Regions from separate parts of the Homo sapiens genome. Here regions 1, 2, 3 and 5 are each linked to region 4. The links are chromatin loops, found by intact Hi-C in ENCODE. Cell type or tissue: PC-3. All regions are shown on one strand.

Evidence for each region. Peaks named below come from ENCODE experiments on the same cell type or tissue, not always from the same donor. Only the 100,000 strongest peaks of a DNase experiment are listed, where the experiment ranks them.
Region 1: a loop joins it to region 4, with 2.4 times the contacts of the local background. A loop is called at or near these places in 2 of 110 quality-filtered maps.
Region 2: it touches region 4 in a loop (2.7-fold over the local background); 2 of 110 quality-filtered maps call a loop at or near these places.
Region 3: a loop joins it to region 4, with 4 times the contacts of the local background. A loop is called at or near these places in 2 of 110 quality-filtered maps.
Region 5: it touches region 4 in a loop (4-fold over the local background); 2 of 110 quality-filtered maps call a loop at or near these places.

The regions. Positions count from the first base shown.
Region 1 is chr10:50,400,167-50,405,166 of GRCh38, reverse strand. The region is part of intron 6 of SGMS1 (sphingomyelin synthase 1); the gene reads left to right. Among named protein-coding and RNA genes, the nearest start is that of ASAH2, 150 kb to the right of the region's middle. In PC-3, no CTCF peak of the experiment used is centred here; a DNase peak (open chromatin) is centred at 2,516; H3K27ac peaks cover 2,017 bases.
Region 2 is chr10:50,407,808-50,412,807 of GRCh38, reverse strand. The region is part of intron 6 of SGMS1 (sphingomyelin synthase 1); the gene reads left to right. Among named protein-coding and RNA genes, the nearest start is that of ASAH2, 160 kb to the right of the region's middle. RefSeq lists enhancers at 2,328-2,828, 4,856-5,000. In PC-3, no CTCF peak of the experiment used is centred here; a DNase peak (open chromatin) is centred at 2,657; H3K27ac peaks cover 1,512 bases.
Region 3 is chr10:50,602,666-50,607,665 of GRCh38, reverse strand. All of the region lies in intron 1 of SGMS1 (sphingomyelin synthase 1), which reads left to right. Among named protein-coding and RNA genes, the nearest start is that of SGMS1, 19 kb to the left of the region's middle. In PC-3, no CTCF peak of the experiment used is centred here; DNase peaks (open chromatin) are centred at 945, 1,635 and 2,175; H3K4me3 peaks cover 1,893 bases; H3K27ac peaks cover 2,501 bases.
Region 4 is chr10:50,468,876-50,473,875 of GRCh38, reverse strand. All of the region lies in intron 3 of SGMS1 (sphingomyelin synthase 1), which reads left to right. Among named protein-coding and RNA genes, the nearest start is that of SGMS1, 150 kb to the left of the region's middle. In PC-3, no CTCF peak of the experiment used is centred here; DNase peaks (open chromatin) are centred at 2,845, 3,285 and 4,415; H3K4me3 peaks cover 2,095 bases; H3K27ac peaks cover 4,042 bases.
Region 5 is chr10:50,359,894-50,364,893 of GRCh38, reverse strand. All of the region lies in intron 6 of SGMS1 (sphingomyelin synthase 1), which reads left to right. Among named protein-coding and RNA genes, the nearest start is that of ASAH2, 110 kb to the right of the region's middle. RefSeq lists an enhancer at 1,933-2,002. In PC-3, no CTCF peak of the experiment used is centred here; a DNase peak (open chromatin) is centred at 2,213; H3K4me3 peaks cover 1,204 bases; H3K27ac peaks cover 2,826 bases.

The DNA of each region.
Region 1 (5,000 bases), 69 kb after region 4:
TAAAAATGGTGCATGTACATCGTTAGTATACAAATGATATCAAATAGTTTAGAAAGAGATGTCAAAGGCTCCTCTCACTGTAACTGTTATTACATTTCTTGTGATTTGTTCCAGGAAAAAAAAATACATATTTTGGCACATATCTGCGTCTATCTTGCTTTTGGCTTTTTACATTTTTAATAAAGGGATTAATATACATACCGTTCCTTAGCTTTTTCTTTGTACTTTACCTATTTTTGAGATATATTCCTGTCAACACATACAGATCTTCTTTATTCACTTTAATGATGGTACAATATTTTATTTTATGGGTGTATAATAATTGATTTTATTTTTGCCTTTTTTCTGGATGTTTTAATAGTTGCCATTGGGGGGATTGTGTTTAGCTATTGGATTTATTGCAGTCTGCCTTTCTGTAAATATTTTCGTATAAATATCTTGCTGACATACCTGTAGGGTAAATTCCTGTGAGTGGGATTGCTACATCAGTGGGAAAATACATTTCAAATTTTGATAAACATCACCAAATTCTTCTCTGGAAAGGTCACTGATTGTTTGTTTTTTCGAGACAGGGTCTCGCTCTTCACCCAGACTGCAATGCAGTGGCACAATCATAGCTTATTGCAACCTCAAACTCGTGGGCTCAAGCAATGCTCGCTCCTCCCAAGTAGCTAGGACCACAGGCATGCACCACGATGCCCACCTAGTTTTTTGTATTTTCTATAGAGATGGGGGTCTCACTGTGTTTCTCAAGCTGGTCACATACTCTTGGCCTCAGGCAGTTCTCCCACATCAGACTCTCAAAGCACTGGGCTTACAGCTGTGAGCCTGGCCTTTTTAAAAAAAAAAAAAAAATCAAAACAAAACAAAACAAGATTATGTCTTTCCCACGCTTCCATCAACATTTTTCATTCACCAAGTTTTAACATTTTTGCCAATCTGGTAAGTTAAAAATTTACTTTCCCTCTGGGTGAGGATCTTTTCATAGGTCCATTGTGAGTTTCTTTCTGTAAACTGCTCACTCATGTGCTTTCTTCTTCCTCTTTCTCCCTCTTTTTCCTTCCTTTTGCCCTTGTGTCTTCTTGTCTTTATCATATTGACTTGTATGAGCTCATTTTAAATTAGGAAAATTCATCCTATTTCATATGTATTATACCTGTTTCCCCCATGTTACCGTCTATCTTTTGATTTCCATTAAAAAGATTTTTATTTTGGTGTAAGGAATATTAAACATGTTCTTTTACAAAGGAAATAAAAGAAGGGTAGGGGTTGAGGAAATCTGGCCATACTTTCTGCTGTTTTTGTGGCCTGAGTAGTTGTAGTTTGGGGCTAAAGGTTATCCCACCTGACACTACCATGTCCCATACCTGTGGAGACCCTGTACTATCTTACAGCAAAATTATTCTTAAGACATACTAGATGTTGGTGTCCTTCCCCTCTGTATTTGCCTAAACCTTCATCAGTGTATTGAGCCTCTTAAGAGCAGGTGAGCTTATGAACAACCTTGTCTGGAAACGTCAGAATTTAGCCACATGATGAGATCATTCCTGGTAGCCAGGAGTTGTAGATAATGCTCACTTCTGTATCCTGAGCACCTAGGGTAGCATCTGGCTTTTGAAACACCATGTGTTGAATGAATGAATGAAGACAAAGAAGAGCAAGAGCAGAGGATGAGCAGAAATAGAGAACTCGAATGAAGATTCACTTTGGAACACATTAGTCAATTAGATATATGCATGCCTGACAAATGTACCCCTAGAGTCTAGAATACTTTCATTTCTTATCTTCGTAACCTCTACTCAGGCTCTTGACAGCTGGGATGGGTTTAAGCTAATAGTATATTATTTACCTCATAAACTTTATGGAACATTGAACATGCGAACCGTGTACTTGTGCCAACTGTTAGTTAGTTGAAACTCTTCTTTCTTTGAATTTACGTAATTTTCTGTCTAGACTGGCCAGTGAGTAATAATCATGTCTGTTCTTTTGTGAGTAGTGTTATTAAAACTATGTTTTTCGGATTTTAAGATAATAGATCAAAAATGAATTTCTGTCTAAATTTATTCAAAGAACAAACTTCTTCGAACATTTAAAATGGTTCTGGTTACAACATAATGTCTTTGGCAGCAACTTGGGTGGAACTGGGGGCCATTATTCTAAGTGGAGTAACTCAGGAACGGAAAGCCAAATACTGCATGTTCTCACATATAAGTGGGAGCTAAATTATAGGTACACAGGGACGTACAGAGTGGTATAATGGACATTGGAGACTCAGAAGGGAGGAAGGTAATGGATAAAAAACTACCTATGGGGTACAGGGTACACTGCTCTGGTGACAGGTACGCTAATATCCCAGACTTCACTATACAAATCATCCATCTAACCAAAAACCACTTCTACCTCTAAAGCTATTGAAATTAAAAAAAAAAAATGGTTCTGGTTAACAAAAATTGAGTATACAAATGGCTTGTTACATACTATGTAAACTATGACTCAACCTAAATCCTAGAAAAATAGTTGACTAGTTCTTTGTTTAATTAAACATCTCCAGAGAAGGTTTTTAAAGATTTCCTCACAATTCAAATAATCTATATACTTATTCATACATATGGAAAGTCTTTTAATGATATCCTATGAAGGGCAATACTGTGCAGTATTTTCTTGGCTTGGCATGTAATGTTATACCCTGAAAATGTCAATAAATCTTAATTTCCAGTAGGATCGTGGCCCCTTTTTCTTGCCATTTGACCTGAGATGTCTAATGGTTTTGTTTATTCTTCATAGTTTTATGGAGGCAATTGACTCCATTAATTTGAATTTACTGAAATAAAAGCCAACAATAGGAAGATAGATTAATTTTTGAAAAAGCTAATGCTAAGCTTTGACTTCTGTTACTGTTCAGTGGCATTCAATGCAAAAATAATTGAACCTCAGAACATTAGAGAAATAGTCATTGTTGTTTTGAGTGATCATGATGCTTATTACGCATCCATTTCAATGCGGACTGATGCAGTAATTGATGGATGATGCCATTAATTAGGCTTTTGACCAGACAAATTTATTGTAGTTTGGTAATTTTTTAGGCAGAATATTGAAATGAAAGGTAAATGGAGATTTTTTTAACAAAATGAAGATGTTTAAAATGTCAACAGAAAGCTCACAAATAATTTCTTGGGTACAACAGTTTTGTACCACTTTGGTCCATCTTTTGCATCTTTAGCTTAATCTTAAAAAATCAAGGTGACTAAGTAAGGTGACAGAAATTCATTTGTGAATTTGTCTTTGACATTTTGTGCAGGAGCATAAATGAATACGACAAGGGAATCTACTTTGAAAAATGAGTGTTTGAAAGTAGGTGTTTCTTGGATTTTTTTAGCCTCAGTGAGGACAGATCTGTGGGTGAGACCTTGGTGCTTTGTTGAAAACCAGTTGGCATTGAAGAAGGCAAATGAAAAATAGAAGCCTAATGTTGATTGTGACAAATGTAAAACATGTATCCCTTAAGAAAATTTCAGGAGCTTTTGGTGGGGGGTATTTCTGGTTGGTTGGTGTAAAGTTTTGGTGGCATATAGACCTTTTGAAGGAGTACTTTATAGTTGGAATAGAGTGTGAACCACCTGAGAATCAAACTAGAGGGATTTCTCCTGTGGGTGGAAAAGCAGAGGCTTTGAAAATGAATGCTTCTGTGTTTGGTTCCCAGTGTTGCCACTCACTGAGGGATCCCAGTAAGGAACAAACTCTCTCCGAGCCTCAGTATTCTTAATTTGCACAAGTGGAGATTAAAATGTCTCCATCAAAGAGTTTTTAAAGAATAGGTAAATTTGGCACATAGTAATCACTCAACAAATGTGTTATTTTTAAAGAAAGAGTTTCTAGTATTGTTCAGATTAAGAGGGTGGCCACTGAAAAATATTTTCAGGACTACCAAAGGTTAATAAAATAATTACAGTATAAGGTATGGAAATTGGGGCTAGTTTAGAACTTGCTGTTTTTCAGCAAGGCAGAAATTTGCTGTGTATTATTAGAATGTGACAATTAATGATTTTTCCCATGGCTGGCTCAAGTGTCAGATAATTGACCCTGGTTTACGTCGTATGTCTCAAGATGAGGCCACAAGTCCCATTGAGGTCAATTACTAGGCATAAGTGTTTATTTCAAACAGTTTGTGTCTCTGCCATTGGTCTGGTCACACACACTAATTATCATCATCTTGAGGCATTGCAGTTGCCTGGTTGAGTGGAGGCACTTGGGAGCTTCCTGCCCAGGAACCCTCCGGCCTTGATGTGGTCTATTGGGAAATTGGTTACATCAGTATTGGCCATAAGACAGGATCTGACAACTGTCCAGACTTTCATTATTGCCTGATACATTCTGGTCACATACTGATATTGAACAGGTAGTAAAGGAACAGTCAGCACTTGTGGTTTTGTACTTCTTACCTTTTTCCTCACAAAAATAAAGCTGCTTTCATATTTTCTTCTTACTAATAAGATAGTGAGCAACCTGGGCAACATAGCAAGACCTTGTCTGTAAAAAAATTTTTTTTTAATTGGCTGGGCGAGGTGGTATATAGCTGTAGTCTCAGCTACTCAGGAGGCTGAGGTGGGAGGATTGCTTGAGTCCAAGAGTTCGAGGCTGAAGTGAGCAGTGATTATACCACTGCATTGCAGCCTGGGTGACAGAGCGAGAACCTTGTCTCTTAAAAAAAATAGCTATATATATATATATATATATATATATATATATATATATATATATATATATATATATGCCAGGATGTGTTCTATAGGTCTTGTGTTTATATTTTGTTGATCTTCACAAGCTATGGTGTAGGTGCTATTGTTATCCTCAATTTGCAGAGGCAAAAAACTGCATCACAGAGTGGGTGAGTAATTTATTCAAGGTCTCACAGCAAGTAAACAGAAGAGCTAGGTTTTAAATCTAGGCCATCTGGCTCCAGAATCTTTTGACAACTGTACTAACCTTCCTCTCCATTAGAA
Region 2 (5,000 bases), 61 kb after region 4:
AATATAACTTCTGCATTTGTGAATTGTTCCACTATAAAAACATGTAATGTTTGTTCTTAAGCAGTGTAATTCTATTTTTTAATCTTACTCTTGATATTATGTCTCTTAAATATGTTTTTCCATGCCTTAAGGTGTAAGCAGCACACCTAGCAAATGTATGTGCAAATGTGTCAATTTTGTCATCTTAGTGATTTCTTATACCCTCTCAGCCTTGCCTGAAAAGATAAAGCTTTCATGTGATCACCCTTTCTGTCACTTCCACTTGTGTATCAAGCAAGCTATAGCAGTGTGTAGCTTATCCGTAAGAGCCATTGGCATTGTATGTATTTGACTTAATGGTGTGAATTTTTGTAGGTGATAGGGGTTGGATGGGAAGATTTCAGAGTATTCACAATCCGTCTGTTGTCTACCTTATAAAGGCAGACTGTTTTGCATTTCTGTTAATTTTCCAGGGAGATGGCAATAAGAGGTCCAGCAATGAAAAGTTCCATGGCTTAGGAAGAGGCGCTTTTTCAGTTTGGAGAATTGAAGTTAGGAATTTTTTTGAAAAGTGGTCTTGATTTTCTTTCTCAGTGTCCCTATTGCATTGAATTGTGTAAACCTCACATAAACATGTGACTTGAATCCTCTAGTGGAGTGAGTGTTAGTACCCTCTGCCCCCAGCAGCTTGCCTCTCTATGGGTATCTGGAAGGAAATCTGTCCCCTCACATCATTGGGACAATTCACAGCCAGCTCATCCCTCTCAGGTGGTGGCTGCCCAAGGGGAGCACAGCAGTTCCAGCATAAGGGGCATGTGAAATGTGACTGGCGCACAGATGAAAACATACTTCTCAGAAATTACTAACATAGACTAAGCCCTGCTAGTGCTTAGAGGCCTTCATTAAGCTAACTTTCAAGTTTAATTAACTTTCCTTATCATACAGAAGTAGACGGTGGTGTTCCAGACTCTGATGGCCTCAAGCCGCCCCTGAGTTGCTGGGTAAGCAGTATTGGCAAAGAAACCTGGTGATCCTAACAGAGAATCCTGAACTGGTGATACAAAATTGCATAGTTCTATGGGGTCAGAAGCGGAGAGTTTGATACTCAAACCAAACTGAAAGTCAAGCTGATAATAAATAAACTAAAAGAAAGACTAGGCAGTTTAAAATTTCAGGTGGAACCAGTGACCACAATTCTTGAGACCCCATAAAACAATTTATCCACTTTAGGTGCATTCTGTCACTTTGATTTCTCAGATATGGATGAGACTAGAAATTACCACGCACTGCAGGAAGTGTTGCTGAAAATGTTTGAAAGCTGATTGTGTATTTACAAGGCTCCTGGGCATCAACTTGTAATTTTGCAGTAATTGGTACCAAAATCCCAAGTTCTAGACTTGTGCTGAGTTAACAGATGTAAAAATAGAATTGTTTTTTTCCCCCCTTTTGAAGCAAGGGTCTCACCAAAAGGCTCAAACACGTCCTAGACATAAAGGAACAAACAGATTTAAGTCAAGGTGGAGTGGAACAATATGCCTCATTATCCACACCATAGGTCTATTAGCTTGTATTTTTTAAAGAGTTTAAGCTTGGCATTCAATGAATTCTTTAAATACAGAGTGTGGTTATAGGTTTATTCATTTGTTTTTTCAAGAGGTCCCTCCTTCTTCCTTGAAATTCCAAAGCTTTCATTTCACTGGAATTATTGGCTTCTACCACGAGTATGGTGTATATGCCATACATGAGGGCCCTCAGGTAATAGTATGTGTACTATATATACCTTTCCCTCTTCTCAATTTGGAAAGAAAGACCTGACTCCAAAAGAAATTATTAAACTAACCTATAATGAATGTATCACAGCAAACATACAACAAGAGACCATAACTTGGTTATAGAACTATAACTTGATTAAAGGAACTAACATGTTATTCTGAGAGGGAAATTGTCTGAAGAGGAATTTAGAGAAGTAGAACTTGAAGACTGGGATGGGAGACTGAATTTGAGAGGCCAACTTGGCCTAGCTACAGAGAAGGTGCCTTACCCCTAGGGCGGCATTACCAGGTCTCCATATGGGTCTTCCCCTATGGTGGGGCTGTCTGAGGGCTTTTGAAATCTGCCTAAGTTCCAAATCTGAATTAGAGATTGGTCTTGCCCTCATCGGTGAATACCGCTGAGTCCTCCTTAACCTCACAGTGCACAGTGTCAGGCCACACAGGAAGACACAGAACATATTTTTGTTCCATGCCCACTATGCATCCTTCTCATGGTAATTTGGCCACTTCATGTAACTATGCTTTTCAGAGATCTGCCATCAGACATGCCAGCAAACAACCCACCTGATGGTTTACATTCTCACAATAAGGTATTCAGCTCGAGTTTTTACTTTAATGTCACCACAAGTGTGGTCAGTATGAATGCTTTTCTGATCATTGTATTTATAAATTTGCAAGACTAAAGGACAGCCTTGGACTATGTGAGTCTCCCCAGATAACACTGCACTCTAAGGACCAGCTGGCTTCCCCAGGTTTGCTTGTCTTCACCTTGAATGCCCTTTCCTATCTGACTTGCAACACAAGAGTGTCATGACCATCATAATATTATTATCTTTTTTATTGCAATTTAGAAAACGTTGAGAAGAAAAATGAATGTCATTGAGTGCTTATTCATGTGGGAAATGTGGTGTTCTGTTCTGTGAGTGACTCATGTAAACGAGTAAAAGAAACTAGAGTACATTGTTAAAATTACAAGGTAAACTAATTCCTACTTTGCTAGTTAGTGTGTCCTATAATTCTCATTTAAATTGCACAGATTACTAAACAACTACAGAAATTTTCACCCAAAGCAGTTCATAGACAAAATTTCACAGAATTTTTCAGTGTGATTTTATATTGTTAAAATTCTTGTAGACTTATGAAATATACTTTCATTTGGTTCTCAGGATAATAGGCTGTATATAGTTTCTTAGGCATTTTGGGTTCCAGAGCCTGTGGTACTTTCCTATATAATTGTCCTTTTTATATTCTTATATTCCCGTTGATATATTGAAAGAGTTTCCTGAAGTTATCTGTTCCTATATAATTGTCCTCTTTATAGTCTTATATTCCCGTTGATATATCGAAAGAGTTTCCTGAAGTTATCTATTGCTAATATTTAGCATTTACTTTTAGGAGCAAAATTCTCAGGAGAATTGAGAAATCTGTTGTCATTTATTTTGATTATGTCCAAGTAAAGGTCAGAGATATGAAATTAAATGTTTGTAACTGACAAACTAGTCATCACAGTCTACTTCAAAGGGAATGTCTGTCACAGTTTCAGTAGTGCCAGGGTACATAGAGATATGTTGTATGAAAACCATATGGTCTTGGGAAGACTGTAGAGGAATCCTTTTGGGAAAAGAGTATGGAATGGACAGGAACAGTTCAGGGAATAAATGGGATTATATCCAGCGAGGTTGAAGAATAGGAAAAACAGAAACATCCAGTTAGAATAAGTTTTTGTGTTTGATAGCAGAGTAGGGTGACTATAGTTAACAACAATGTATTGTATATTTTGATGTAGCTAGGTGAGAGGACTTGAAATGTTCCCAGCACATGGAAATAATAAATACTGGAGGTCATGGATATCTCAAATACTTTGAGTTGATCATCACAGTCTATGCATGCAAAAACTATCACATGTACCCCATAAATATGTGCAAATATTGTGTATCAATAAAATAAAAAGAAAAGGAAAAATAAAGCAATAATTCTAACATTACCTCTTTCCAAAGTGAGTGCCTCTCACTACTGGGTCTGGACTCTAATCTATATGAATAAAATGAATGGATTTTATTCCCTAAGAATTTGTTAACTAAGTTATCTGAGTAAGTTATATGTCCATGTTTGTAGCCAGTAGCAGGAGGGAGGTCAGGCAGGCTAGGGGTTGTTATAATCTTTTTTTGTTTTGTTTTGTTTTGAGATAGAGTCTCGCTCTGTCAGCCATGCTGGAGTGCGATGGTACAATCATGGCTTACTGCAGCATGAACTCCCAAGCTCAAATGATTCTCCTGCCTCAACTGCCCCCCCGACCCAATAGCTGGGATACTTGAGACGCACCCCAGTAGCTGGGACTACAGGCATGCACCACCATGCCCTGCTATTTTTTTTTTAAATGGAGTCTCACTCTGTCACCCAGGCTGAAGTACAGTGGTGTGATCTCAGCTCACTGCAACCTCTGCCTCCCAGGTTCAAGCGATTCTCCTGCCTCAGCCTCCTGAGTAGCTGGGACTACAGGTGCGTGCCACCACACCCAGCTAATTTTTTGTATTTTTAGTAGAGATGGGGTTTCACCGTGTTAGCCAGGAGCCTCGCTAATTAAAAAAAGTTTTTATTTTGTTTTTTTTTTTTTTTTTTTTTTTTAAGAGATGAGGTCTCAGTATATTGCCCAGGCTGGTCTCTGGGCTCAATCATTCCTTCTACCTTTGCCTCCCAGAGTATTGGGATTACAGGCGTGAGCCACTGCACCTGCCAGTTATAATGTTTTTAAACTGTGACTAGAATGAATAAAAGGGCTAGTATTTCTATGTTGCTTTTCTCTATACCTACTTGTTCCCTGCCAAAGCATACAAGAACACCACCAGCAGCAGAAGGCCTTCCTCAGATTACAGAGGACCATATGCCAGACCTTTGATGTCCAATACAATAGGCACTAGCCACATGCGAATATTTAAATTAATAATCTTAGTTGGACCTAACACATTTCAAGTGCTCAATAGCTACATATGTGGTTAGTGGCTATCATATTATGTAGAACAGATACAGAACCATTCCATCATCTCAGAAAGCTCTACTGGACAGCACTGTGCTATATACACTGTCTAAAGGAAGCTTTTTTTAAATGAATTTTTTGATATTTAGATACAAATTTAGGGAAAATGATTCAGCCAAAAGTTCAGCCTTAAAAAAAATAGATATTAAGGCGCTGGATCCATTTTCAAGCAAGTCCTCTATAAATCAAAATATTTCAGGGGTTTAACTGGCTCT
Region 3 (5,000 bases), 130 kb before region 4:
CATTTTTCCCTGATATTTTTGTACTCACTTGCTGCTTCACACAACCAGTTGAGAGAAAAATGCATCCTTAAGCTTTGGCTCTAAAAGTGTGGCTGTAGAGAAATGAAATTGGCTTTCAAGATAACAGAGCTGTTTTGGAATCTCCATCTGCATCTTAGCTTTCACTGCCTGCACACTAATTTCAATATCTTCCCTGGAGAAGAATGACAGAAGAATCTTTGCAGAGGTAATATGTGACAAATGTTTGCCCTCTCAAGGTACCCTCAGTTTTCAACAATTGACTGCTTTCCCTGCAAGCAACCATTGACTGTTAGTAAGCATGCTCTTTAATATTGTTAGTAGACTTGCCATGTCAATGCTGTTATACACAAAGTACAATGCTAGGCCAGGTACAGTGGCTCATACATGTAATCCTAGCACTTTGGGAGGCCGAGGTGGGTGGATCGTTTGAGCCCAGGAGTTTGAGACCAGCCTTGACAAGATAGCAGAACCATATCTCTACCAAAAAAAAAAAAAAAAATTACCTGGGTGTGGTGGTGTGCATCTGTAGTCCCAGCTACTTGGGAGGCTGAGGTGGGAGGATCACCTAAGCCCAAGAAGTTGAGACTGCAGCGAGCTGTGATTATGGCACTGCACTTCAGCCTGGGTGATGGAGTGAGACCTTGTTTCAAAAAAAAAAAAAAAAAGTACAATGCTAGAGCTGAGCTTTGTTATATAATAACCAGACATTCCATCTTTGAACATCTTTGGTAAGTACGTGACAAAATCTTGAGTGTCATATAGTTTGCTGATGGATGCAGGAGATTCTAGGATACATCTGGAATGTTCACCGACATTTGAAAATGAGTCTTTGGATACTAACAGCAGATATTCAAATATAATGCCTTGTTCATATCACTGACGTCATGCTGTTGTGATGTTTACTTACACGGTGATGCAATCATTGATCATACATCAGTTCAAGGATGCCAGAAGTGACATTTGAAGAATGCATCCTGCTCTTTAGCTTTCCAGACTGAGACTGAAGGTCAGATTTTCGCCAAGTGTGGAAGCTGAAGACAACTTTGGTAGATTCTTAAATATGCATAGAAATATATGTTGTATTTTTATAGTTTTAAAATATTTCTACTATTCCAAATCTATACTTTAAACAAGTACAAACATCTTTTTTGATTATAGTAAAATACACATACACAAAATGTACCATTTTAACAATTTTTAAGTATACAGTTCAGTGGCATTAAGTACCTTCAAATTGTTGTGCAACCATCTCCACCATCCATCTCCAGAATGACTTCCTCATCCCAAGCTGAAACTCTATGCCCATGAAACAATCATTCCCATTGTTTCTTACCCCTAGCCCCTGGAAAACCACTGTTCTACTTTCTGTATATGCGAATTTGACTATGTACCTCATATAAGTGGAACTATTTAGTATTTGGCTTGATTTACTTAGCATAATGTTTTCAGAGTTCACGCATATTGTAGCATGTGTCAGAATTTCCTTCCTTTTTAATATTCCATGGTATGGATATACCACATTTTGTTTATCCATTCATCTGTCATTGGACACTTGGGTTACTTCTATCTTTTGCTGTTGTGGTTAGTGCTGCTGTGAACACAGGTGTACAAATATTTGTTCAAGACAAACATCTTTCAAGAGACTCTTTTTAAAAGAAAATAAGGTGTCTCTTAAAATATGTTCCTTGTCATGAATGTAGAGAGTGGAACAATAGATAATGGAGACTCAGAAGGGTGAAGGGGTTGAAGTGGGGAGGATGAGGAGAAATTGGTTAATGAGTATGATGTATATTATTTGAGGGATGGATACCCTAAAAGCCCTGACCTGACCACTATGCAATCTATGCATGTAACAAAATTGCAGATGTACCCCATACATTTGTATAAATAAAAAGGAAAATAAAAATATGTGCCTTCTTGTGATCAGTTTTATTAGAGGGTGCCTTATCACTGTGTGGTCAAGGAAATTCTGCCTTTACAGTTATAAACACACCCACCACTTTGAACAGTGTTTAGTTGAAGGTATTAGTACTGCCTGAGGTCAAGAGTGTGGTTTCACAATACTTCAGAGCAGTCTCACCAGCAAACTTGGCAGCAACCTTGAGCAAGTCCTGTCAGGGTTGTTGGAAAACAGCCGGTGTTTTCATATCTTTTGCTCTGATAGCTCTTACTTGTCAGTACCTTAGGAGGGAAAATCTGGCAGTAGTGTTTGGTTCCTTAGTTCACTCTGAGCTGGTTAAATGCTCACTGGATATGCAGATATGATTTATTTCAGTGGTATGCTTCTCTGTGAGCCTGTCTCACTGTGGCAGCTCTGGAATTTCTGTTTATGGATGACATTCTGTTTGGAAGTGGGGCTGAGGTTCTGAGCTACAGGCTGTGTTTGCACAGCAAGCTCCCTTGATTTTAATTTGTATTTTTTCCCAAATCTGGGTGGTAGGGGAGGCCCAATGGAGAATATAGAGCAGTATGCTCCCCACTGACTCCATGCAGTGGTCCGGGGTTTTGTGGTGCCTGGGCATCTTGCAGTGACATGTCTGTAGGTGCTTTTTTGTGGAGATGTAGGAAATTGAAATTAGCTTCCAGCTTTGTAGTAACAGAAGTGAAATGTTTTGTACCGTTATAGGCCTGATAAAAATCAAATGTGACTAACTGGTGGTTTTAAACAATGCCAGTCAAATCTGTTTGTTTACATTGCTCACATTTTCTAAAGGCACATGATCTATCTGAAGATGGAGGCTTATCGGTGAGTTTACTGACAGCATTGTGTATTGTGTTATATTTATATTTCTTGTATGATCTTTTTAGTCATTTTTTTGGAGTCTGTCTTGGTCTTTTTACTGATGGGTGTATGTGTAGATTTATAGGGATAAATAATCTTTCTTCTTTTTTGTGGAGTTGATCAATCGAGGACTTTTTAAGTCCTTGATTTAAATAGGTGACCTCTGGAACAAAGTAAACACACATGTTTAATACTTAGTCATATAATTTATACATTTGGCAATCAGTCAAATACTCCATTCCAAAGAATAACCTTGAAACTGTTTGAATAAATTTTTTATTTCAGCATGCAAGATGTAATCAAAGAAATGTGTCTCTGGGAAAAAAGATAATTGCGGTTCTTTTGTGCCGTTAAAATTTCAAGTGCAGTGAGCTAACCTGGCACTGTATCAGACGTCTAGGCAAATAATTGCCTGTTTGCTGTTGGAGTCTGTTATATGTTGTGCATTTTTGGTGGCTCTCTACAGTTCTGGTTCTCTTATCTTCCTAATAGTTCTTCTTTAGACACCGTCCCTGGAACCTCTGCTTGGGTTGCACATGTAAATTTCACCGACGGTTCAGCCCTGGTGGTGAGCAGCCTGTTACGTGCAGGCTCATGTGGGGGACCAGTTTGCTTTCTTTTGGGTGGGGTGTCAGGTTTATGAGGGTCCAGCTGGTGGAGGGCTCTGATTATGTGGTTTTGACTCAGCAGTTTCCTTACTGTCTGAGAGCTGTCATCAGAGCTTAGACTGTGCAGGAGGAAGTGATAGAAAAGCAAAGTGTACAGTGCCGTTTTTGCACTGAGGCCCCTATTTTAGGAATAAACTCTAGGGGTCAGAAATGTTGACGTTTAGATTAAATCTGACTTTTCTCATTTTCTGATCTATATTTTGTTTCCAGAATGGTTAATGTAACTCCTACTAGAATAAACAATGGCATGTATTTCAAGTTTAATGTTATTCTACATTTTTGAAAATTTAGTAAATAATAAAATCTTAACCTGTTTATGTATGCTCTAGCTTGTCCTGCCCCTCTGTCTACATGTGGAAGATAAATTTTGTACACTCTTCACAGTCACAAGTGTTTAAAGATACATAACATTAGAAAGTGATTTTACCAATTCTTTTTCTTTTCACAGGTTTGTTGCTGACTACAACATTAAGGTCCCTTCAGAGGTTAAGGCTGTTCAATTTAAAACAATCATGCAGTGTTTCTTTGATGACTGCAGTGTGTTGTGCAATTTAGTTTTTTACCCCTCAATTTTTTTGTTGCCTTGAGTTACCATTTGGAGGTACGGTTTTTGATACTGTATCTCAAGACTGTGATTTCTTGGATTTTGTGTGTGTGTGTTTTTTAAATTTACTGAATTTACTACTAGAGACTGCTTTCTCTGTGTAAGATCCACTCCTTTGTGGGAGCCCAGAAGTTTACGATAAGTAAGAGAAGGAGTATCAGATAGTGAGAGGTGTGCATCATGGTTAAATGAAAACAAAACCAAGGTGTTTGACTCTCGGCAGAGAGAGATTTGGAAGCTAGCTCTGTTACCCACGGTTCAGCCCTGGTGGTGCGCAGCCTGGGCTCCGGCCTCTCACCAGCAATGGAACCAATGGATGTTGAGGAAATTACTTAAGTTGTTTGAATCTTAACTTCCTCATCTGTAAAAAGCTCATCCTACAGGTTTATTAGGGGATCATGTTTGTAAGACCCCAGCACACTGTAGATGTAGAATAAAATGGTAGTGGTTATTATTAGGGCTTCCTCTTCAGAGGCAAAAGGTTTTAGAATGTGGTTATGTTTTTCTGGTATTTTATTTTATCATTTAACATTGCAGAGGATAAGGAGTTGGAAATGAAGACAGCCTAGACTGGCTGAGAACCTCATTGTGTTGCTGAATTGAATTCCATTGTCTAAACTCGTTCATTTTCACCTTTTCTCCTGATTGTTTTGTCTGCTGTGGAGCATGATGTTAAAAACAAAATAGATCACTGTAAAATTTTCTCTATCCTGGCACTTTGGAAATAAGTTAGTCTGACAAAGCAGTTCTTTCCACAGAGAGTAGAGGCTTTATGTTTATTTTCTTCTCATTACAAATTTTTTTATTGTTAAAATATTTTAAATGTTCAGGAACCTACTGAGAATAATACAATAAATGCATATATATCCAGCTTCCAGTTTTATCAAATGTTAACTTTTTGATGTGTTTGCTTTATGTATGTGTG
Region 4 (5,000 bases):
GAATGGCTCTCTTTGGGTCAAGTGTTCTTTCGGGTCCAATCAGCTATGGCTGTGTGCTTGTGGAGTTGTGTCAGGTGATATAAGATGGCAATCGAAAGACAACTGGGCCTGAGAATATGGCAGAGTCCCCCAGAAATGGGAGTGGGTGAACAGATTCCCTGAAATATGTCTACTACAAATCTGGTTTGAATATATTAGTTTATTCTTGGTTAAAAACATTTCCTGTTATCTGCATTGTAATTTGGTTTTATATTTTAGTCTGTTTCTATATTGGAGTAAACTCGAAGTTTTTTATTAGTCCATTTTATTCTTATTTGCTTGCTAAATTTTGCTTCTTTTAGAAACACAGAGACAGGTTTTGAGACTTGGAAAGTTTATTATGATAGCTTGGTTTTGACAATTCATGTTGACTTTTCTTTTGAAGCCATAATGTTCCTTCAAAGTATTTTAAAAGGAAATTAAGAAAGTCTCATTGTTCTATGAATTCCTTTAATTTTCAATAGATATTTATTCTCCATATCTAAAAAGAATCCAGGTTCAAAAGGCAAGGCATTTAGTTTTAAAAATATTTATTAAATTGCTGGATTATATACTGTATATTTGAGATATGACATAACCCATGCTTGTGGGACTTTCTGACTATTAGGGAGAGAGTATTACTGTTCCAGACAGAGGCTGCTTGGACTACAGTAGATTAAACACAGTGTAGAGAACTATTTTTTTTTAAGCATTAACAGTTTTAGTTAGTTAAACTAAACATGTTAGTACTACTTTAGTTAAACATGTTGGTAGTGGAATAAGACTGTGTGAAGACAGTTTTAATGGAAATTGTATTATGTTCTAATATAGTGTGGTGGTAATTACCTAATTCCTAATTCAGATTTTACTAGATCATATTTCCATTGTTCTTTCTAAGCCAGGTGATGGGAATGGATTAACAGTGTGGGGAGCAGGATAGAGGAAGGGCATTACAGGGAACTGCAGGAGCAAATACCTAGCAATGAATAACTCTTCTGAGGATGGGTAGTAGTCTAGTCTTGAAAATAATGACTAGTGTGGAGAAAAGGGAACCCCTGTGCACTTTTGGTGGGAATGAAAATTAATACAATCATCATGGAAACCAGTATGGAGATTTGTCAGAAAACCGAAAATAGAATTAGCATACAGTTCAGTAATCTCACTTCTAAAAATGTATCCAAAGAAATTTGATCTGAATGTAGAAGAGATATGTGCACTCCCATGTTTATTGTGTCCTTATTCACAATAGCTCAGATATGGAAACAACCTAGGAGTCCATTATCAGATGAATGGATAAAGAAAATATGGCATATACACACTATGCAATACTATTCACCCTTTAAAAAGTAGGGGCAGGATAGAGATAATTCTGTCATTTGCAACAACATGGATGAACCTGGAGGACATTATGTTACTGCATGATCTCACATATATGTAGATTCTTGAAAAGTCAAACTCATAGAAGTAGAGGGTAGAATGGTGGTTACCAGAGGCTGGGATGTTTAAAGGGGAGAAGGGGATGGAGAGATAAATTGGAGGAATAAGTTCAAGAAATCTACTGTAAGGAATGATGACTGTAATATTAATAAATAATGCATCATAGATTTCAAAATTGCTATAAGAATAGGTTTTACATGTTTTCACTATAAAAAATAAGTATGTGAGGTGATAGATGTGTTAGCCTGATTTAATCTTTCCACATTGTAAACATATATCAAAATACATCACATTATACTCCATAAATATATACAATTATCTGTCAAATAAAAAGAAAATTAAAAAAGAAAATAATGAATAAATATAGAAAGTAAAGGTGGTCTTGACAATAACTGAGAAGAATGATTTGATTTAATTGGTAACACAAATATAATATGATTTTACTGGGTGCGAACCAATGTCTGTCTTATGTACTGAGAACTCATTAAGCACAGAGATAATGTGGCTCTTGCCCGCGAAGAAGCTAGGATTAAATAATGTAGAAGATTATTTTGGTATATCTGTGGGTAAGGATTTAAAAACAAACAAAACTGCTCTCATTTTGTTTGGTTTTAGTAATGCTCTACTGGAGGCAGGGCATTACTGATGTGGCCCTTGATAACAAGTCCTGTGATGTTAGGAAATTATTTCTTCAATTTGTGAATTTCTCAGTGAGAGTTCTAGGAACCTCAGATACTGCTGGGCAACCTGCAAAGGCTAAAACAGGGATTGAGATTTGTATTTGGGGAGGGAGGCATAATTTGAAGATTTAATTTGAATAAAGTCTTTGTGTTTAAAAGATCCTTTTTTATATCTCATACACACTAATTCCACCAGTAAACCAGGAAAAGTGTTTGCGTCTCATAGACTTGTTTCAAAGATTCAAATGAGTTACCTAAAAATTTAGAATTGTGTCTGGCCCCTACCATGGAAGTGGTTGTGTTGGTTGATGTTGTGCTTTAGCTCGGTGTTATGACTCCCTGGTACCACATAGAAATGTAAATACTGATTTACGTGGTTTTTTTCTCCTTGCTAAACTGAGCTCCTTCAGGGAAGCTGCTCTTTCATCTCTATATAATCCCACCTTCATGCTCAATAAATGTTTGCCGAATGAAGGGATAAAGTACCTCTTCTTTTCTGCAGCATTAAGCAAAGGCACTTGGTCACTCTTTCTGGGAAGGTGAGAGGAGATGTTGTTTGTTTTGAGGTCATGCTTAAAACTGGTTTAGTTTCCAGTCTTTTACCAGTTTTGCTTTGTTCCCATGAACCTATCTCACCATTGCCTGGAGCATAGTTGCTTTCACTCTTTATCATCTTTTTTTAGTAACTACTTCCTTAAGGGCATGTGGTATATTTCTTGGGAATTTTTATGCCTCATTAAATCCCTGATTCAGCTCCCACATTTTTAGTAGATTGCAATGTGTAAGTCTGTTCTTTCCTTCTAGGTGAACCTGTTATTCTAAACTCCTCTATGCAAATGCGTTTTACAGGAAAAGGGAAACCGGTTTGAGAGGCCAGTTTGGAAGTTGCTGAACTCCCAGGGTAGTTAATGGATGGTCTTTTTTATTTTTTGTTTTCTCTTACATCTCAGCCAGCAGTTTTGAGAGAGGAGCTCTGTAACTTGCCCAAGACAATCATGCTTGGCTGTAAATTGAGGCAAAATTTGAGGAAGGGCTTTACCCTTTGCATTACTCTTTTAATCTAGAAAAGGTAAGAATATAGTGTAGTGAAGGGAAGATTAAGTCTTTCCTTAAGTGTAGTGGAAAGTCCTCCCTTGTGAAGAGAGCTACCAGTGATACCAGCTGCTGGCAGGAAGAAGCTTTGAGGGTGACTGCAGCAAGAGACTTGCAACCTTCAGTCACCAAAGCTAGAGACCATGCCTGGGGCTTTTTGACAGCAGCAGGATCCTGTGTGAGAGAGAGTAAAGGTTCTCCTCCAAGCAGAAGAAAGGAAGAAAAGGTTCAGTTAAACTCTGTTTATTGAAAGTTAGATATTAAAGGAAGAAAACACTAACATTGTATAAAGGAAGAAAACACAAACTTTCTACTTTAGATTTTGTATTCTCTTAAGCCAGGCTCTAATTTGCAAAACATGCTGTTTACAAGTAAGAATGAGAAAGTTTTCAGTACTTTTTACTACTCTAATAAAATGCAGTTTTAATGGAGTGCTCTTCCTGGTCTCTCTATATTATTTATTTCTTATTACACACCATCTTTCCCCTGAGAATTGACTACTGAACTCTAATAATAGGGTGTGGGACAGGGCTGCCAAAAACGAAGCATGCCTGCTGCAATTTCCACATCGTGTGTCCATAGCAGACAATGGCAGTTGATTTGGGCACTGTCTTTCGGTGTTGCTTCAGGAAACCACTGCCTGTTGATCAATCAGATTGGCCCCAGAATGAAACCACTGCCCCCCACAATCTAAGAGGAAGTAATAAGTTTTAAAAGGGTTGGCCCTATAAATGTAAACTTGTAAAGTGGGAGCTTGCCAATGCCTTGCAGAATTTTGTGAACTTTAATCTTTTCTTTCCACAACCTTGGTTCATATGCCCATTCCTTTTTACCCTCTGAACCTTCTCTTACTCCAGTGTGTTTTCCTTGAGAGGAAGTCACCAGTAGTAAACACATAGGAGTTCGAGTATTGCTATACCAGAATTATTGAATAGGGGAAGAGTACCTTATTCTGTACCACACTCCCCCCACCACCAGTATTCTGAATGTCATTAGGTTAATGTCTACAAAGACTCATGCCGTACTTTGCTCCATCCTAAATTGAAAGTTTAGAGCCACAGCCTTTTAAGTATAATTTGGGTAATTTTTTTCCTTAGATGATTTGCTGTGTATGGCATGCATTGTTAACTTGCTTACTCATAGAGTCCCAGAAAGAACTTTTTGCATTGTATCTTCATGGCATATGTCCACTGAAAAATCAAGCCTGCAGCTTTTACTATGCATTCCATGTGCTAGATCCCATAAAAGGAAGATCACCAGGGTGCTCTCAGAGGCTTTAGCAGCTATCCTAAAAAGAGTCCCTCTAGACCTTCTCAAGCCACTCACTGACAGAATACTTACTCCATCTCACAGGAGGAAGGAGTGTCAAGATCCTTTACTTGGGAAGATAGCAAAAGCAATTTGAAACTGGAAAATAGTGAATGAATCACTAGATGATTTTGATTGAAAAACAAATTCAAGTATGTTCATCATTAAGGCAGAGCTGTTATGGTCAACACAATAGCCTAAAGGTATCCGACACGTAATTTGGAACCCTTTCCCATTTCCTCAAAGTTTGACCTTGGACAAATTTGCAACCTTGGACAAGTTACAACATAACCTCTGTTATGAGCCTAATGTCTTCATCTGGTTAAGTTGGGGATTCTAAGCCCTTCACCCTCCACCCTTTACCCAACACACACACATAGGGTTCTTGTGGGGTTAAGTGTAAAGGCATATCATGATGTCTGATGATCATTTATTGTCACTGAGATACTACTTTGTGTTCACCAG
Region 5 (5,000 bases), 110 kb after region 4:
CTTCTGAGTAAAAATCGTCAGCACATATCTGATCAAGAATTTGTAACTACTACTGGGTAGCAGAAACATGCTAAGAGAGAAGTCATTTAGAAACTGAAATATTGCATCCTCTAGGACATTTTGATGGTGTATGAGAGAAGGGAAAAATATGTTTGAAATCTGAATTGCCTTAGAAAAGCTGGAGGGAACGATTATTTTACATAACATGTATGTAAAGTTTATGGTGTTATTGTTCTCATCACTTCTTTAGTGTTAAGGAGGCACTATTGCCCATTACAAGGTTGTGATTGGAAGTACAATCAAAACTCTACTTTTGGATATCAGGAACATTGTCCTTGTGCTTTAGGTCCTCAGTAGCTCTTCTGGTTAGGGACAAAAGTCCTAATAAGGAAGGTCAAGGATGGAGACTAGCCCTTCTGGTTGGGGTGAGATGGAGGGAAGTACAACCAGAAAGTGAAAAGCAGGATGGGGCTGGAGCATTCTTCAAGATCTTCTTATCCTTTTTAAAAAAATTAATTAGTGTGGAATGGTAATAACAGAAAGTGTACTTTCAGCCATTGTTTTTGGACATTTGATGAACTTTCAGTCTGCCAACTCATGTCTCCTTTAGTTCTGATAATTTTTTTAAATTTTCTCTTTTTAGATTTAAAATATTTCTAAATCTTTGTTTGTTTTTTTCTTGGATTTTCTTGAACTCCTGCTATTCAGATCTTGGGCTTCTAGATTGCTTTTTTATTATTCTCTTCTCTCAATTTTCCATCTTTCATTTTGTTTCACATCTGAAATTTTTTTTCAACTTTTTCTATTGTTCCTATTGAATTGTTCATATTGACTAGGAATTTACAGGAGCTCTCTTTTTAAAATTCTCTCTCCTTTTTGTGGTACCATCTTGTTCTTTTTTGATACCTTATGTCTTTGAAAATGTTAGTAATAGTTTTTCATAGTCTGTTTTCCAAGTTCTTTTAGTTTGTTTGTTTTTTATCTTCATCTCTGGCTTTTATATTTATTAGAGAGTTTCTTCAGATACCTGGTGATTTTTTTTCATATTTTAAAGTAGGCACAAATAAAACTGTTTGGAAACTCTTTGCATGAGGTGAGCTTGTTTATATGGTTTCAGTGTAAGATGATCAGTATCCTTAAGTCTTTTTTCTTAAAATCTTGGGTATTTCTAGAAAAAAATTCATCTGATCATTAACCTGCAAGTTATTCTGGGTGCCTAAGAAGGTAAAAGGCAAGGGCAGATCCTACTTAATCTTTTTGCAACTTTCACTTTGTCCCTTGTTTTTAGTCAGATACCACTGCTTTCAACTGTGTTTAATGTCCACTACTCTAGAAACTCTCCATGTCTCTTTTCCAGAGGATAAACTTCAGTATTCTATGGTGTGGGGAAGAGGCAGTTGCTCAGCTGTACAAAGTGAGAATCTAGAGAAACTTATTAAGTGGTCTTTTAACTCCACTTTCACACCATTTCCAAGGTACTTGATGCCACCAATTCCTCATACTTTTAAGGCTAGAGGAAATATTTAGTGTTATGTAAATCAGAATGCTTCTTTCCCCTTTGCTGGCTTAGGGCTCCTTGTTTTGGGCCTGCCAGATCCGTCACCACTGATTCATGTGCTTCCCAACTTCCGAAATCGTGTCCCTGTTTTCTCCTCTTCTGTTCTCTTCTCTTCTGTTCTCTTCGACTGTTTTGATTTCTTGTCCCTTTTTTTAAAAAAGAAAATCTTTTTACTACCATTTCAGAGGAGTTTTTGGAGACAGTGAGATAGAATGTATATGTCCAGTGAAATACCTTTTTGGAAATCTGATTCATCTTTCAATTAACTGGATTCAGTTTTTTATTTCCCTTTTCACCCCCCAAAAAAGATGTGGGTGCTAGATTGTTGAGATCCTTGGGGCTTGACAAAATTTGTCAGTTGTCTTTATATTTATATACTTTATTTTTTTGCTGATTTCACTTCCTCTTTTGATCTGCTTTTAACATGTTGCTCTCTCTTCTTTCCTCCTGAAGTATCAGTGGGTCACAGGCCAGAGGAGAGAACCTAGGGTTTCTCCGTACCTTCTTTAAACACATCTATCTTTAAGAAAAAAATCATGTCTTGTTTTTACATTGTGGTTTCAATTCTTTATTTCATAGCCTCTTCAAACCTGTTTTATATGATCAAATTCATGGTTTGGTAAACTTCCTGTTTGTCACACCTGGCAAATCTCCCTCATGGTGGATCATTTCCTTGTGTGATTCATAATTTTCAATTATTTGCTCATCCTCAGCAAAGATTACTTTTTCCATGGGAGTCCTATGAACCATTGCTTTTTGAAGCGCCTTTAAGGAGCTATTTATATTTATTTTTCTTTTATATTTACCTTAATTTCTTGGCTTGGAAATTTCACACTACGCAGATAGTATAAATCTGGACTCTGTATCATTGTGTGTCAGTTTCATGGATCCAGTTTTTCTGGTCTTAGAGAGATTCTTGCTTTATTCAAGGTCTAAGTTTCAGTCCTCTGCCCTGGCTGGGATCTTAAGTCCCCAACCCCTAGCAGCTAGAGTCCAAGTCTGATATCCCTGTGGGATATAAGTGTTAACTTGTATCTTTTCTACTCTGAATTTGAGATTTTTCTTCTTTTGACACATGAGAAATTCTTTTTCTTTATTTTGAAACTGATTATGGTATTAAAATGTCAGCAGTTATATTTTATGTAGATTTTTATGTGCTTGATATATAAAGGAGATACGCATCACTGGGTCCATGTTCTGGAACCATAAGTCATCTCCTTTGCATTCTCATTTAATTAGGTATTCAGGAAACATCTATTAAGTGTGTACTATGCATTAGGCTCTAGAGATTCCAAAGCAAATGAAAGGACAAAGGAAGGTATAAGGTAGGAAGAATATTCCAGGCAGAAGGAACAACTTGCAAGGTATGAAATGACTGGTTTGTGTGGGAATCTACTGGAACACTTGAGTATGGATATGATACAGGCCCAGAGCTTGTAGGGCAAGGCTGAAAAATACAGGTAAATAAATAGGCCGTGTCATGGAAGGCCTTGGAGCTAAGTCAAGGCATCTGAACATCATCTTGAGAGCTGTGGGGAGCTTAAGCCTCAAGTGAAGAGATCAGATTATGAACTAGATCTCATGGTAGTGTGGCAGAGGGTTGCAGTTGAGCCAGGCTGGAGGCAGAAACTAAAGCAGAAGCAAATGGGAATAGGGAAAAGGGAACAGTTTGAGAGAGCCTTCAAGATAGGATCTCCAGGAATTCATGATTAGATATAATGAATGAGAGAGCAAGTGAAGTTGCAAGGGGCAATCCCGTGGGCCAGATTCAGCTTGCATGTTTTTTGTTTATTTTTGCCCCTTAAAAAATTGAACTTTAACTGCACTAGGTATGGCTTGCCCTATCCTGTTTGCCACAGTCCTGACGACTGCATATTCTCTGTGATCCAGGTTGATTTAATGTGCCTGGGTTCTGACGGGTATGTGAACTTGAGAGCCTGATGGAATGACTTCCTCGGGCAGCCTTTTTAGTTTATGCTTGCTTAATCCTGGGGGTATGAGGAGAGACAGGGATGAGGAGGGATCAAGGAGTGGTGGGGCAGGGTGACCTCGTTCGTCTGTTCTGACACTGGCTCTGCCACCTCCCCAACCTGCAGTTGCCACTCCTACCCCCATCGCCAGCTCTTGACTGATCACTGTTGGATTTTCTGTAGGAAAGGGAGGAAAAGAAGGATCAGAACTTTTTCTCCCATAGATGCTTTCAAAATCCCCTGCTGCTATGCCCCTACTAAATTCCATGTCAGTTTTCTGATCTTTCTTACTCCCCAGAAGAATGCAGGATTACTTTTACTTTATAGGTGAGTAGATAGAGGTAGTTTTAGTAAGCTGGGCACTGTGGGTATGCTTTAGAATATGGCATCAAAGATTCTTAAAAAGCAGAGGATAGTAAAGCACGGCCTCACCCTTTTCCTAAGCCATCTGGCTTTTTACAGTTTTAACTTACTTTTATGATGGATTCCAGGGCACATGCAATATTTTTATTCTAGCTAAATGAGGAGCAAATTAGAAGAATTTTAGCTCTCATTTTGAAAAAGATAGGAAGAAGGGAAAGGAAGTGAGTGTTGTGTGATAGAAATAGCCTGTGTTAGACTTTCCCAGGCTTCTCAGGGCAGATGAGATCAGTACTGTGTGCATCAGCTCATGTGAGAGCTAATGGAATTTGGAAACATTGATTAGGTCCTCCATTCTTGAGTACTGCTGGAGTGAATCCGTGTCCAAGTTCTACAGATTAACTAGGCAAATATTAAAATAGTCCTGCTGGTTCGGACTCAGAGGGGCAGTTAGTCAGTTGAGTGGGAGTAGATCATCTCCCGAGTTTTTGGTAATTAGTACTAAGAATGAAATCCCATGGGAAAAACAATAGTGATTAGTTATCAGTAGAGCTATTATATTAGTTTTTATTGTAATGACAACCTGCAGAGTTTTTTTTTAAAGGCTTTGCTGTTTTGCAGCAGCCTGGATGGATGGATATTGAAGGAAATCTAGATAATAGAACAATTGTAAAGCTAATAGCTTATTGTTTTCCCTCTGGAATGATGGGAAATATCTGAGACTGGAGTTGCTTTATGCACTTGGATTCAGATTTCAGCTTCATCTTTTTTGGTGGTTTGGCTTGTACGCCTGGACCATTATGTCTTGGGAATATGAAGAATTTGGGAACATAATTATACACAGAAAGCCAAGATTCCTATTATTTAGAGAAATCTGCAAGCTCATTTTATATTTTTTAAGAAAGCTAATGAAGGAAACACGTATTTTTAAATTTACAAAGCAGACTACATGTTCAAAAACATAGAGTATGTTTGGGGGAAAAAATCCTTTCCCCTTCTAAATGCAAGTAATATATGTTTATCAGAGAAATTAGAAAATACTGAAAAAAAAGTAAAGCAGAAATTTATTTCATAATTCTATTACCCAGAGGTAAGGGTTAAGAAGTTAACCC